Regions from separate parts of the Homo sapiens genome. Here region 2 is linked to region 1. A link is a contact called in ENCODE Hi-C or POLR2A ChIA-PET data. All regions are on one chromosome and are shown on one strand. Each heading gives the region's core, a stretch centred on a gene start or an enhancer-like site at or near the end of the contact. The rest is flanking DNA. Distances are from core to core; before and after follow the strand shown.

Region 1 (6,720 bases), core at 2,297-4,796:
GTCATTAGCGCTCTGACCCGGAGGAGAGACGCATTAGAGAAAGAAATGAACAGAGAACATGCACCTCCCTGCCTGGTTCATTTCGCTTTCCTTGAAATCCCTGGGCCTCAAGGTTCCCATCGCTTAAGCTTTCCCCATCTCTCCCTCCCCCGCCCCTTCAACATACAATGCACTGAGGCTGAGAGGGAAGGAACGGAGCGAGTCAGGGAGAGAAATCATGAAGCTTTTCAGGGTAAAATACAAACCTGCTCATCCAGCTTGCCAACACGTTTTTAACATTTGCATCGACTAATCTGTGAACAGTCGTTGGGGTGATAATTTCGTCTGAGAGATTAACCATTCAAGTCTCAAAGTTCCCAAGGATTGTGAAATCCTGCTTGTAAAAATACAGATTTTGAAGTGTTTCTTTTTTCTCCCTTTCTCAAATGAAACCCCGAGGATGCGCTTTGGACTTGGGGACTGAGGGCGTGGTGGGCAGACAGCTGTTGAATCCAAACAAAGACTATTCTGGATCTGACGCCGTTTCGGTTTCCATCTGGGAGTACTTTTCATTTCCTTCTTCCCATTCCAAAGGAAAGAAATGGATTAGGAATGGGGCAGTCAGAATTATGTGTTTATGGCGGACAGATGGAACAGGAGAGGATGAACCTTCAGCAACAAAAGGATCATTGAGATTTGGTTCCTGGGTGTGCAAATTTGGAAACAAAATAACCAAGGAAGCTATGGGAATACCAAGACTCTAGCTATCGACAATGTTGACTCATAGACGAATCATCTCTCCTTCTCTACTTTCCTATCATCAATCAAGAATTGTGGCCCCATCTCACAAACTGCCGCGGAAGCCAAAATTGCAGGACATTTTGAGAAACAAGTCTTGAAATCTGCCTGAAACTAACAAAAGCCACCCGCCAGTCAACCAGAGTCAGTCGCTCTCTCTCTCTCCCTTTCTTCCCTCCTCTCCCCCACTCTTCCTCGTCTCCCGCCCCCGCCCCCCATCTTTCTCCAGCTAGCCTCGCCCCAATTAACGCCCTACAGCCAGTCAGCCTTACACCTGCTGGAAAAATCTTGGTGGCAGTGGTGGGAGGTGGTGGTTTTGGTTTTTAGCAGAGCGCGGGAGCACCCTGTCACACCCTCCTGAGACCGCCCTAGGACCGTCCTCTGGAATATCTTGGAGCCAGGAGCCAGGGAGGCTTTCCTCAGTCCCAGTCGTTGCCTGTCGCCGCTTTCGGTTTCTCTTCCCTAATAGCACCCGCCACCCCTTTTCTCTGAAATTCTCAAAGCAATTTCATCCTTTGCAGAGTTGCAAAGCTCTCCTACTGACTTGGGGTGTGCGGCTTAAAAAGGGGAGAATGGAGTAGCTCGAAAGGGAAGGAGGGTCACATTGAATTCTCCTTTTAAAAATTTTAATTTCATTGACACGTCTTGAAAGGTTTGTTTTGGTATAAGGCAAGGCTGCCAATTCCAAATACAAACAGACGGACACACACTGTGTGTATCAGATGTTGGGAATAAAAATGGTTTATTGATTGAAATAATAGAGGCATTATTTTGATTTGTCTTGACATGGACGCTGATTTATAGAGCTCTTCCCCCAGTGATTTCTTCTTGTAGTCCAGACACATGGAAATGATAAAAATCTCACCAAAGCTCACCTTGGTGCTAATCAAGACTGCTCGATGCACGTTATAAATCTGATACAATATTTATTGCTTATCTGTATTCGAGGGGTTAGTCTCCATCCTAGGATTGTCCCTTTCAAAAAAAATTTTTTGGATGCATCTGTTTTCACTTTGCACTTTCAACGGGCTGGAGCAGACAATAGTGTGAAAAACATCTGAAAATATGAGGCGACAGAGCTGCATGTGTGTTTCATTTCTGCGGTGTTAGGGGAGAAAATAACAAAAGAAACACACACTACAACACACACGCACGCACGCACACACACACACCGGCCCAGGACCTCAGCACAAAGGGCGCGCTGACCCAGCGCTAACACACAAGACAAATTAAAGAAAGGGGCAAATCGGAGGAGGGGCTAAGGCGAGGGTCCAGGCATTTCGGGAAAAGATCAAGGACAAGGAGAGTTAAGAAACTGACCGTGGGCCAGGGAAGACCGGAGAGAGAGAAAGTAAAGTGTCCAGGACTGGAACTCACGTCCCTGAGGCAGGGGACAGTAAGTTTGCTTGTAACACAGACAGTTTTCCTTGACTGCAGGAAACAAGAAAAATAGTAATCATAAAACAAGCACAAATCCCCCAAACATCAGGGGGGTAAAACCCCCATTATTAGCCATCACAAACCAAAACCCAAACCGAGTCTTTTCTGCTGAATTGCTGCAAGATCACAAGAGACCAAGAGATCCGGAGTCAGGCTGTGAACTTGGGAAAGATAAGTTGCCCGGCGAGGTTGGAGGTAGACTGAGGAACGCCTTTTTTTGTGAAGGACACAAATATTTGCAGAGTTTAAAGCTGCAGGAATACAAAAGCAGGAGTGAGATTATCTGATTACGGATACAGGATGTCCGAGTTGTTGCCTCCCAAAAACGACTGCGTAAAAAAAAATAAATAAAAGGCCAGTTCGAAAAGTGAAATTTTAATATCAGTGAAAGCATCGGAGGGACTCGGATTGAACGCGGCAGCTCCGGAACTGGACAACAGCTGCGTGGTGCAGCCAATCCCGGGGCCTGTGGGAACGAGCGACCGATCTCAGGACCACGCGGGCGAGAGCAAGGAGCCTCCCGGCCACACAGCCACAGGCGCTGCGGAACCCAGCCCGGACTCTCCCCGGCTGGAGTGTGCGAAGGGCTTCCCGCCCAGGGGCCCAGGGTGGTCTTAGTGAAAAAGGGATGGCGCTGCAGCACTGACCACGTTGCCCTGGTTTCTCCATTTCTCCTTCCCAAGTCTCTGCCTCTGTTTCCCCATGACCCGGAGGACGCGCCTACGGAAGAGACGTCTGGTCGAGGGGGTGCCGGGGAGCGGAAGGGGGAGGGGAAGGTCTCATCCCTGGGACGCTGACACCCCCCTCCCCGCGGCACTCCAGCTCCGAAGAGCGAGCTTCGGTTCCGCCCGCCCTCCAGACCATTTGCTTATTCTCACTATTGTTTTAATTTATTGTGCAGCCTGTTGCGCCGCGGGCCCGGCTGAGCCATTTGGGGCCCTCTAGATGCCCTGCAGGGCGCCTGTCTCCGGACGACCACCACGCAGGAGCAGCGGGGGCACGCGCGTGTTTTCTTGTGGATAACTGCCTCGGACTTGGCGGGGCCGGTCCCCACCTGAAGCTCACCTCAGGCAGTCGCTAGAAGTTCCAATCCAATCGTGAGCTTTCCTCTGGGAGGGACAGGATCCCCTTCAACTCCTGAGGCTGCTCCTCTGGGCGAATCCCACAGTAATTGCGCATTTCTCTCCCTTTAGTGCTTTGGAAATTTAGAAAGCGCGCTTTCATTTGTACATCGCCTGCCGACAGCCCCTTTGCTGATTAGAGAAGCCTTGTTCCCCCTCTCCACGCGTACGCACACTCATTTTTAGTTTTAACAAATGATTTAAAAATCAAAACAAACCTCTGAGTCAGTCCGCCCAATTTTATGCTCCATCTCCTCTGTGTATGTGTTAGATTCTCTCTGCCAATCGATGGGAAAGAGCATTTAGGGGCATTTGCAATTTCCTTTGTCACTTGCCACTCTGTGCGTATAGATTTTACATATCATTTGTTTACCAAATCAGTTCGTATTTTCTTAGCCCAGGGTTCAGGATTTTGCGTTTGTGGATTAATTGCCCAGTACCCAAAGGGCAGGACAGTCAGAGGAGCCACCTGATGCAAGAAGGATCAGCTCACGTTAGGACAAAACAAGGAGGTTGTTGTGAGCCCTTCTGCGGGCTCTGAATTAACTCAAACAGCCCTTCCTAGGACTTGTTAAAAAGACCGTACCTTGAAGGGATAGTGTGGTGCCTAATGTCTGCTAGCCTATAACTCAATGCATTACAAGGTCATTTTTGCCCAGCCCAAAGAAACTGAGTAAATCCAATGTCCCTGGTTGAAGATAATACGTAGTCACTTCATTTCTGGCCATATGGTGCCTACCTGCATTCTAGTCTTGAACAGTCTCAGGTTCCTTACTGGGTCTCACTTATTGATTTTTTTACTAGATTACATCATAATTTAATATGGCTGAGTGATGTGGAGCTTGTGGATGATCCTTTTATTGCCCTGATTAAAATCCACACAGTAAGAAATTTTTTAAACGGAGGTTGATGATGGAAGCTTCCTCAATAAGTATCCTTCAGTCAAGAAATGATTGAGCTTTAAATTATAAGAATCTCAAAATTACTGTGCAAGTGTTTGGCAATCAATTTCAGGTTTTCATGACAACAGGAGCCTAGGCCATAGGATGGCAAACTAAATTCAATGATCACTTGTCTGCTTCTGCAGATAATCTTAAAGGAAGCTTCATTACAATTCACCCATCAAACAACTGGCATCTCAAAATGCATCAAGAGCTTTGTCTATGTAAGCAGACAGCACATTCTATGGCATTTGAATTTTATAAAAATAACTAGTTAAAAGATATATTTTGAGGTCAGGCTTAATTTTTGTTTGGACCAATTTGCCTTATCATTTATAAAGGTATCCTTAGATGTATGTCGTTACACCAAGCTTTCAGCTGTCTCTAAGGACACATTAAGGTGAGGTGGTGCTGCTGTCTAAGATTCTAAGGACAGCATTCATGGGTAAACAACAGACAAGTCCTGTGCCCTTACCATTACTTCAGAGCACAGCAGTTCCACTGGATTCAAGGTGGCTTCTTCCTACTCTTGTCTTCATTATTGAACATAATTTGATCTTATTTAAGATGATAATAAGTTCCCTGACAGTCAGAGCATGCTGGTCAGAGCAATGTCTCTTTCTTGTGAATGAAAGGACAATTAATAGGAAACTCTGTTGGTCTTCTATATCGTCTTTGTTAGGATGTGGGCAGAGTGAGTCAATAAATAGAATTTGAAATAAGCAACACATATTTGCCCTCCAAATCTTAAGCTATAATTCAATATCTAATGGATTTGAGGAAAGAAAAAAGAGGTACCTGGTCTTCTGAGCTGATAGAGGGTTAGATTATAACCTGATTGAAGGACTGGCAAAAAGAGTAATAGACACAATTGATGGTGTATTTTCATTCAACCACCAGCTAGGCAGAAGAGATGTGGACCAAGGAAATTCCACCTCAACTTTCTTTATTCTGATTCCATGTTCACCAAGAAACTTTCTGATTATAATTGAAATTGCTGTTTATATCTGCTAAGTAATGGGAATGTATTTAGGTCTCTGAGATCTTTTTTGTGTATATATATATATATATATATATATATATATATATATACACACACACACACACACACATATATACATACATGTAAACACACAAAACGTTTTAATCAATGGATTCTGGTCTTAATCACTGTGGTTAAAGTGATTTTGCTCTGAGAGACAGTTTGCTAAGAAGTCAGGTTTCCGGCTAGGTGTGGTGGCTCACACCTGTAATCCCAACACTTTGGGAGACTGAGGCTGGTGGATCACCTGAGGTCAGGAGTTCAAGACCAGCCTGCCCAACATGGTGAAACCCCATCTCTACTAAAAATACAAAAAGTTAGCCAGGCGTGGTGGCAGGCGCCTGTAATCCCAGCTACTTGGGAGACTGAGGCAGGAGAATCGTTTGAACCCGCGAGGCGGAGGTTGCATTGAGCCGAGATCCCACCATTGCACTCCAGCCTGGGTGACAAGAGCGAAACTCCATCTCAAAATAAATAAATAAATAAATAAATAAATAAATAAATAAATAAATAAATAAAATAAAAGTCAGGTTTCCAAGCCTGTGAGATCTAGAATTAGGCATGGCAGACTATGAGGAGCTTTCCCAGAAAGATACCCAACCAACGTTTCAGGAATGGCCAATTACATCTTCCTAGTAGAAATACCACCTTATTGGCCATCTGCCCATACTTCAACAGACAGCAACTTTGCCACTGTATTTTCAGTCCTTAAACTTAGAAGTGTTTGAGAATTATTATTATTTTTTAGACAGAGTTCAGCTCTTTTGCCCAGGCTGGAGCACAGTGGTGGGATCTCGGCTCACTGCAAACTCCACCTTCCGGTTTCAAGTGATTCTCCTGCCTCACCCTCCTGAGTAGCTGGGATTACAGGCGCCCGCCACCGCACCCAGCTAATTTTTGTATTTTTAGTTTAGTTTAGTTTAGTTTGATTTAGTGACAGGGTTTCACCTTGTTGACCAGGCTGTTCTTGAATTTCTGAGCTCAGGCAATCCGCCCACTTCGGCCTCCCAAAGTGCTGGGATTACAGGAGTCAGCCATCGTGCCCTGCTGTTCTCTAAACGAACAAATCAAAACCTCACAAACGTCCCCAGCTTTTATCAAAAATTAACTTATCTAAACTACTGTTGAAATTAATTATAGCTTTGGTCTTCACCAAATCTTGGGTTTATTGTTTGATACCTATCACCGTAAAATATCAGGTTCTTTAACATTTAATGTAATTTAATCGGGTGTTCTCTAGGTGCTGAATTCTGCCTTTTAGTGAGTACAGAAGTTTTATTATTTTATTATCTTTGTTTGTAATTCTGTTAACCCTTTTCTTTCCTCAGAAAAAAGTACTACCAAATTTATTTATCTGCTGTCCCCACAGAAAACTCTTCATCTCCTGATTATAAAAGTT
Region 2 (6,720 bases), core at 1,998-4,497, 860 kb after region 1:
AGATGGAGCCTCACCTTGTTGCCCAGGCTGGAGTGCAGTGATGTGATCTCAGCTCACTGCAACCTCCATCTCCCAGATTCAAGCGATTCTGCCTCAGCCTCCCGAAGAGCTGGGACTGCATACAGGTGCATGCCACCACACCTGGCTAATTTTTTGTATTTTTAGTAGAGACGGGGTTTCACCTTATTAGCCAGGATGGTCTACGATCTCTTGACCTTGTGATCCACCCGCTTCAGCCTTCCAAAGTGCTGGGATTACAGGCGTGAGCCACCATGCCCTATCCTGATTCACTAATCTTTTATTGAAACATTGTATGCTAGGCATTAGGCTTGGTGCTGAAAGTGTCTGCGTGAATAAGACACAGGACATTTCCTGGGAAAATAATTTGTCTAAAAGAGGAGTCAGATAATGCTAAAATAATTACAGTACACCATATATCTATGACAGTGGTTAATGTGAAGAACTTAGGAGGTGACCTCTCAATATGATACTCCCTATATAGCTTCCTTGTTTATTTCTCTTCATAACATCATTATTAACATGTTACACATTTTTGTTGTGTATTTGTTTATTACCTGCATATTCTTACTAGAATGTAAGCTCACAGAAAAAAAGGGACTTCTGTCATTTGCTTTACCGCTTCTGCACCAATACCTAGAGCACTGCTTAGTACATAGTAAGTCCTCAATAAATATTTGTTGAAAGAATGAATTATCAAAGTTCCCCAGTTATACACCACTCTTGCCAAATGGCCAAAGTGTTTACTCCTTCAGGCTCTTCTGTTGTCCTAGAGGATAGGACTTAAGATGTACCTTCTCAATTTAAAGCACTGCTAAAGTTCAGAAGAATAAATAATAAAGGGCATGCATAACAGTTTTTCAGGTGTTACAAAAATGAAGAGAAATACCTCAATCAAGTGGGAAACCACAAGCCAGGAATAGTAAGATGGAATTTAAAGGTGGTAAGTTTAAATTCCTACACTCATGGTCAAACTTATATATATACATACACACACACACACACACACACACACACACACATACATAATTTATAAATATATATAAATGTATATATATAAATTTATATATATATATATATATGACAGGGAAGACTTTGCTTAATAGCAATTAATGGAAAACAAGATGTAGGATAGTTCATTTATGCAAATATATAATAGGCCAATGGCTTGTCAAAATAAGTGACGATGTTGTCTTCTTAGCACAGAACTAGGACTTACCATTCCTATTATAGTATGTACTGGCAGACAATATTTGAGTAACTGTGCTGACTTCTCATGTCAAAAGTTGGCAGCAGCTCTGAATGGTCTGGAAAAAAAGTCATATAGATACTGAACAAACTAAGTGTGCTTGGTCTAAAAAGGAAAAGAAGTAGGGGAAAATATATTTGCTGCTTTCAAATATTTGTATGATCATTTCGCTTGAAGGCTTACACTGTTCCAACATAGTAGTGGCTGGCATAATGGAGAGAACACATGCATTCTAGTCAAACAGAGCTGACTTCAGTTCTAGTGCAGACATGGACCACCTGTGTGGTTTTGGTCCCTGAACCCCTAGTTTCTCAATATCAAAAATAAAAATAGTTAAGCTTACATTATATGGTTGTTGTGATGATTGAAAGTACCACTGGTTAATCATGTGGCACATTTTAAGTTTTCTATAAATTATCATTTTTTGGCATGGCTCACAATAGTAGAAGTAGCACTAACAGAATTACAGCAACGCTCAAAACAAAGGGGTTGTTCAAACATGGAATCAGTAACCTTCTTAGTGAGTTCATTATTACTGGAAGATTTCAATGGCTAAATAAGCACCAACAATTTTTAAGGTCCTTTTATTCAAGATTTAAATACCTAATGTGGTCTCTACCACTGCAATGGAATCTATTCTAGAAAAAATGTCATGATTTAGAATGTTTCCAAGTAAATATAATTATTGTACCTATAGATATTATTGAGTAGAGAAAAAATGGACTTTTATGCATCAGTATATCTTCACAGAGTAGTAGAAAGTTCTTGAGAGACAGGACAGGCTTTGAATCCCAGCTGTGTCACTTAGCACCGTTGAACTCTTAGATAATTCTTAATCTCTCTTAACCTCAAGAAACAGAGTAAATTATAAGTGATCTCACCTCATGGAGTCATGGAGAGTTAATGTCCTGCGTGTGGTACGGAATCTAGCACACTGTAGTCACTCAATACATACAGTCACTCAGTAAATAATTATTTCTGTCTTGCTACTGCCCAGAAAATAACAAATTATGACATTTTCTTGTCTTTCATTCTATTTCCTATAATAGTAACTGGAATGCAGTGCTGATATTGTAGCAAAATGAGATTTGAGAAGAAATGCTCGTAATTGGTTGAGACTAACAGCAATCAATCTATAGATGGGCTATAAAAAACAACCAAAAGCCAGGCAATAAGGATTTGGTAAAATAAGGACTGCCACTATTTCTGTCACCTTGAGCAAGTCTTTAAACTCTTACCTCTCCATACAGGACAAATGAGGCAAGTGTTCTTAACCAAGTAGGAGAAAACCACAAGATAAATATGAATGGTATGATGAACTGTTAGTTTCACTCAATAAATTTTACATTTTATTTCAAGGTGGCCAAGTATCCTATTTCTATAGAATTACCAGAAAGACAATGACAATCAATAGAAAATAGTTGTCTACAAAATACTTTATTTATCCCAAGCAATAATAACACAATCATCAAAGTCATTGCTTTTATAGGAAAAAATAAACAAGCACATTAAAATTTTAGGTAAGTTCTCAAAATGGTGCTATACATTTAGTAATAATGTCCTTAGTTTTAGAGTCTTTCTTCCTGGATGGTAAATAATACAATGGGTAAGGAGGGTAGGGGAATACCTCTCTTGTTTGCCTCTGTATCTCTAGTCCTATGTGAACCCATGCTCAATGATTATATGTTGGACAAATGAACACATGATTCAAGCAGGCCACCTAAAAGTTTGTCCAGAGAGGACTGAACACCCATTCCTACTTTCTCCCTCTCATCCCCACATCAATGTGCACTTCATATACTCTGCCCCTCACCATAAACTTTTTTTATGTAAATTGTATTTTATTTTTCTTGATTCAGCTTTTTGAAAAAAGACTCATTGTATTATTCTTGCATTCACAGTATTTGGGAAACAGCCATCAAGAAGTGTTCAATGAATGACAGGGCAACACCCCACAATTGCAGGAAAGAAAATTTTTCATGATGACACACAGGCTTCAGGCAATATTTCAACTCTGATTGTGAGATATCTCAGCTGCTTCAGCATTGAATCATCATGGCCATCTTTCCCATATTTCTATTTCTGTCACCTGTACCTAGAAACATACTTAGGTGCAAGAGTTATATTCGAAGTATTCAACTACTGCTAGAGATTGGGCACTAACCAATCAAACCAGAAAAAATTCGTATGCTAGCTAAGGCAAGCTCCTAAATGCCACTTCTGGTGCTACACGTTATTTTGTAGATGCAAAACAGTACATTGGGCTGGGGTGCTGGGGGAGGTGATTGACTATCAAACTGAGATAAGGAAGGAGATACTAGGAAGAACAGAATGGTGGCCATTTACCTACTGAAATGTTAATATTTCAAAATGTTAACAATCAATTTGGCTGTGCTGGAACACACTAACTGAATATGAGCTCTGCTTAGCAACATGTATTAATAAAGGAATTGGCAGAATGTCAACAAGTTCTACAAACTGGAATCCTGCCAATTCTTTTTGACTACCACAACTCTTTACAACCTCTGCTAACATCCCTTTTCTTGAAGAATGCAGACTGGAAAATAAATGGTGAATTTTAGTATCTGCAGAAATGTGGATGGTATAACAGTATTTTACAGAAGTCTGATTTATAGGAGGAGAATGGAAAATTATGTGTGAGATCTAAAATTGCATTCTCCTGGGATCTTTTCTACTTTTCAGAAGAGAGTTATATCAGGTCAGAATTCTATTATTTTTGGCTAAAGGCCAGTGAAAAGTCTTACAATGCGATCTTAACATGTTATAAAAAATCAAATCAGAACAAAGTTAGAGTGAAATTCTGAGCATAAAACTTGATAACGACAGTTGAGAGTTAATTTCATAAAATGAGACAACAACCTAATACTTCATTGTTTTTCCTTGCAATGTCCTAAGTTTTCATTAGCTGCTATAACTATCAGACATGAAGAGACACTACAAACTCTACCAGTAGAGCCTGAATAATTTCTTCTTTCCTAAATTTCTAAAATCAGAGCTGCATCCAAGAAGCTTCTTACATAATCAAAGATTCATTCTATAGAATCCATAGCTGTATAAAGGGACCTTAACTGAGGGAGTCAACCATTACCAACTTACTGGTTTTCATGAGTCCTGGGTACTTGCCTTTAATTAGGTAACTTGCCATCATGACATTTTGTAGCTGAAGAAAGTTAAAACTAGCCAAGTACAATTTTCTATTTCATATTATATCTAAATTCTTTAAACCACATACATTTGGATGATTAAATATTTTATGAGACTTTAAATAACAATTATTCATAGTGGTAATTGGAGCATATGCAAATCCTTCATAATAAATTGCTAACATATAGACAGTGTGTCTTATTTAAATCATATGTGTTATACAACCATAGACCATAATTGAAAAGTATTTATAACATATGCAAGCCCTTTTTATGTTAATTAATTTCCTCCCTATTCAGTAAAAACAAGCAAATAAAGCAAAACTTTGACAAAATGAGAATAATTTGACAAAATAAGAATAAGATAATTTGTATGAATTTGAACATCCTAAAGAATTAGGAACATATATAAGCTGGTTTTAATGGCAATTTTAAAAACTTTATGACAAAATAAGTTCCTATCTCCCCCCAGATACACACAAATAATGGTAAATGATGGGCTCTTAGTTTATTTTCTAACATAGAAATAGAATCTTTGGGCCAGGTGCTGTGGCTCATGCCTATAATCCCAGCACTTTGGGAGGCCGAGGCAGGCAGATCACCTGAGGTCATGAGTTCGAGACCAGCCACACAGGGCAACATGGTGAAACCCCATCTCTACTAAAAATACAAAAAAAAAAAAAAAAAAATTAGCCAGCTGTGGTGGTGTGTACCCGTAGTCTCAGCTACTTGAGAGGCTGATGCAGGAGAATGGCTTGAGCCCTAGAGGCGGAGGCTGCAGTGAGCCGAGATCACACCAGTGCAGTTCAGCTTGTGCTACAGAGTGAGACTCCATCTCAAAAAGAAAAAGAAAAAGAAATAGAGTCTTTGAATATAACATTTTCATTATTTATACCTTGAATTTTCTCAATTGATTAAGTAGTCTCTAAATAAGCAAATTTTGACCACATTATCCCCTTATATTAGGAATAATAATGGCTACTTGCCACTCAGATATTACAAATCATATTCCAAATATGTATTCCTTGTAACTATGAACATAGATCCAATAATAAATGTAGGGGGCGTTCATTTCCCTAACTTACTGCTTCAGCACGTTATAAAAGAATTCACTATTTCATTCTGTAACAATGACAGGATAGTGAATTTGTAAATTATGGCAGAAAATGGGCAGTGATATGGAAACGGAGCCTGTTTAGAAATGACCTGAATTTACTCCCACTTCCGCAGAAGGAGCCATGTTCATTTGAGATGTAAGTAGGAAGAGGGCTTTCTCCCATAGCATTTTACTCCTGATAACACTGGGGCTATAAAATCACTGCGTAGAATTGAAGTTTAGGGAGGAACATTGATGTAATGCCCAGTTTTTATTACTCATTTCATATTTAGGGAATACGGCCTCATATTAACAATATCTCTCATGTTAAATTATATATACCTGTAATAATTTTCTTTCATACTTTCTAGATTTATGGAGCCCACAATTCTTAGCATAGTTTTGTGTTTTATTGGCTGCCCCTCAATCTTTTTTTCTTTTCTTCGTTTTTTTTTTTGGGGTGGGGGGAGGATGGCGTCTCGCTCTGTCGCCCAGCCGGAGTGCAGTGGGCGATCTCAGCTTACTGCAAGCTCCGCCTCCCGGGTTCATGCCATTCTCCTGCCTCAGCCTCCTGAGTATCTGGGACTACAGGCGCCTGCCACCACTCATGGCTATTTTTTGTATTTTTGGTAGAGACGGGGTTTCACCATGTTAGCCAGGATGGTCTCGATTTCCTGACCTTGTGATCCGCCCGTCTCGACCTCCCAAAGTGCTGGGATTACAGGCCTGAGCCACTGTGCCCGGCCCAGCTGCCCCTCAATCTTTCTAAATTTGTTTGTCATTAATAGATTTTCTGAGTCCTCCATCTCACGCAAACAGTTCTACTTGCACCATTCCCCTCCCTTAGAATAAGCCTCATCATTTCTAACTTTTTTTTTTTTTAACCAAAAATACCCTCAGAAAATAATGGACCGGGATCTGTGGTGTTAATCAAGTCTTATATTAAAAAACAAACAAACAAACAAACAAACAAACAAACAAAAAAACATTTCTTTTCTAGCGAGACTTCCCAGCCTTCCTTAAGTTTGTTGCATTTATGTTATGCTCTTCCATCACCAGTTTTGCCACCTGGAGTAAGAGCCACCCGAGAAAGATTCCATGTCATGTATTTTGCATCATAGAACTTTCCTAAACAAAGTGTAAGAATATAGGTGGTGCTTAATGAAGCCTGGTTTTCCCTATGTGTTTCTACC

Evidence for each region. A loop is a pair of places that touch in the nucleus more often than their neighbours do. ChIA-PET counts read pairs that join two places held with the same protein, here RNA polymerase II (POLR2A). Pooled maps may share reads with other maps.
Region 2: a loop to region 1 is called in a map with no recorded cell type, with 5 times the contacts of the local background. The contact joins the enhancer-like site here to the promoter of LINC02106 in region 1. A Hi-C loop is called at or near these places in 6 of 168 maps with a recorded cell type or tissue (Calu3, MCF 10A, PC-3 and 3 more), 6 of 37 single-sample maps with no recorded cell type and 5 of 50 pooled maps. POLR2A ChIA-PET finds 5 or more read pairs at or near these places in 1 of 52 experiments (MCF 10A).

Annotation. Positions count from the first base shown.
Region 1 is chr5:50,966,641-50,973,360 of GRCh38, forward strand. It overlaps LINC02106 (long intergenic non-protein coding RNA 2106), which reads right to left and starts at 3,547. Exons shown (of 2, transcript NR_104653.1): 1 at 3,283-3,547; 2 at 2,577-2,937. LOC124901181 (a long non-coding RNA gene) reads right to left here and starts at 932. Exons shown (of 2, transcript XR_007059131.1): 1 at 246-932. RefSeq lists an enhancer at 3,027-3,548.
Region 2 is chr5:51,826,149-51,832,868 of GRCh38, forward strand. No RefSeq gene overlaps it. Among named protein-coding and RNA genes, the nearest start is that of LINC02118, 180 kb to the right of the region's middle. Within about 2 kb of position 3,248, at least 2 of the 41 ENCODE cell types and tissues checked have a DNase peak (open chromatin) inside an H3K27ac peak, as active enhancers do; they include PC-3 and PC-9, where a contact is called at or near this core.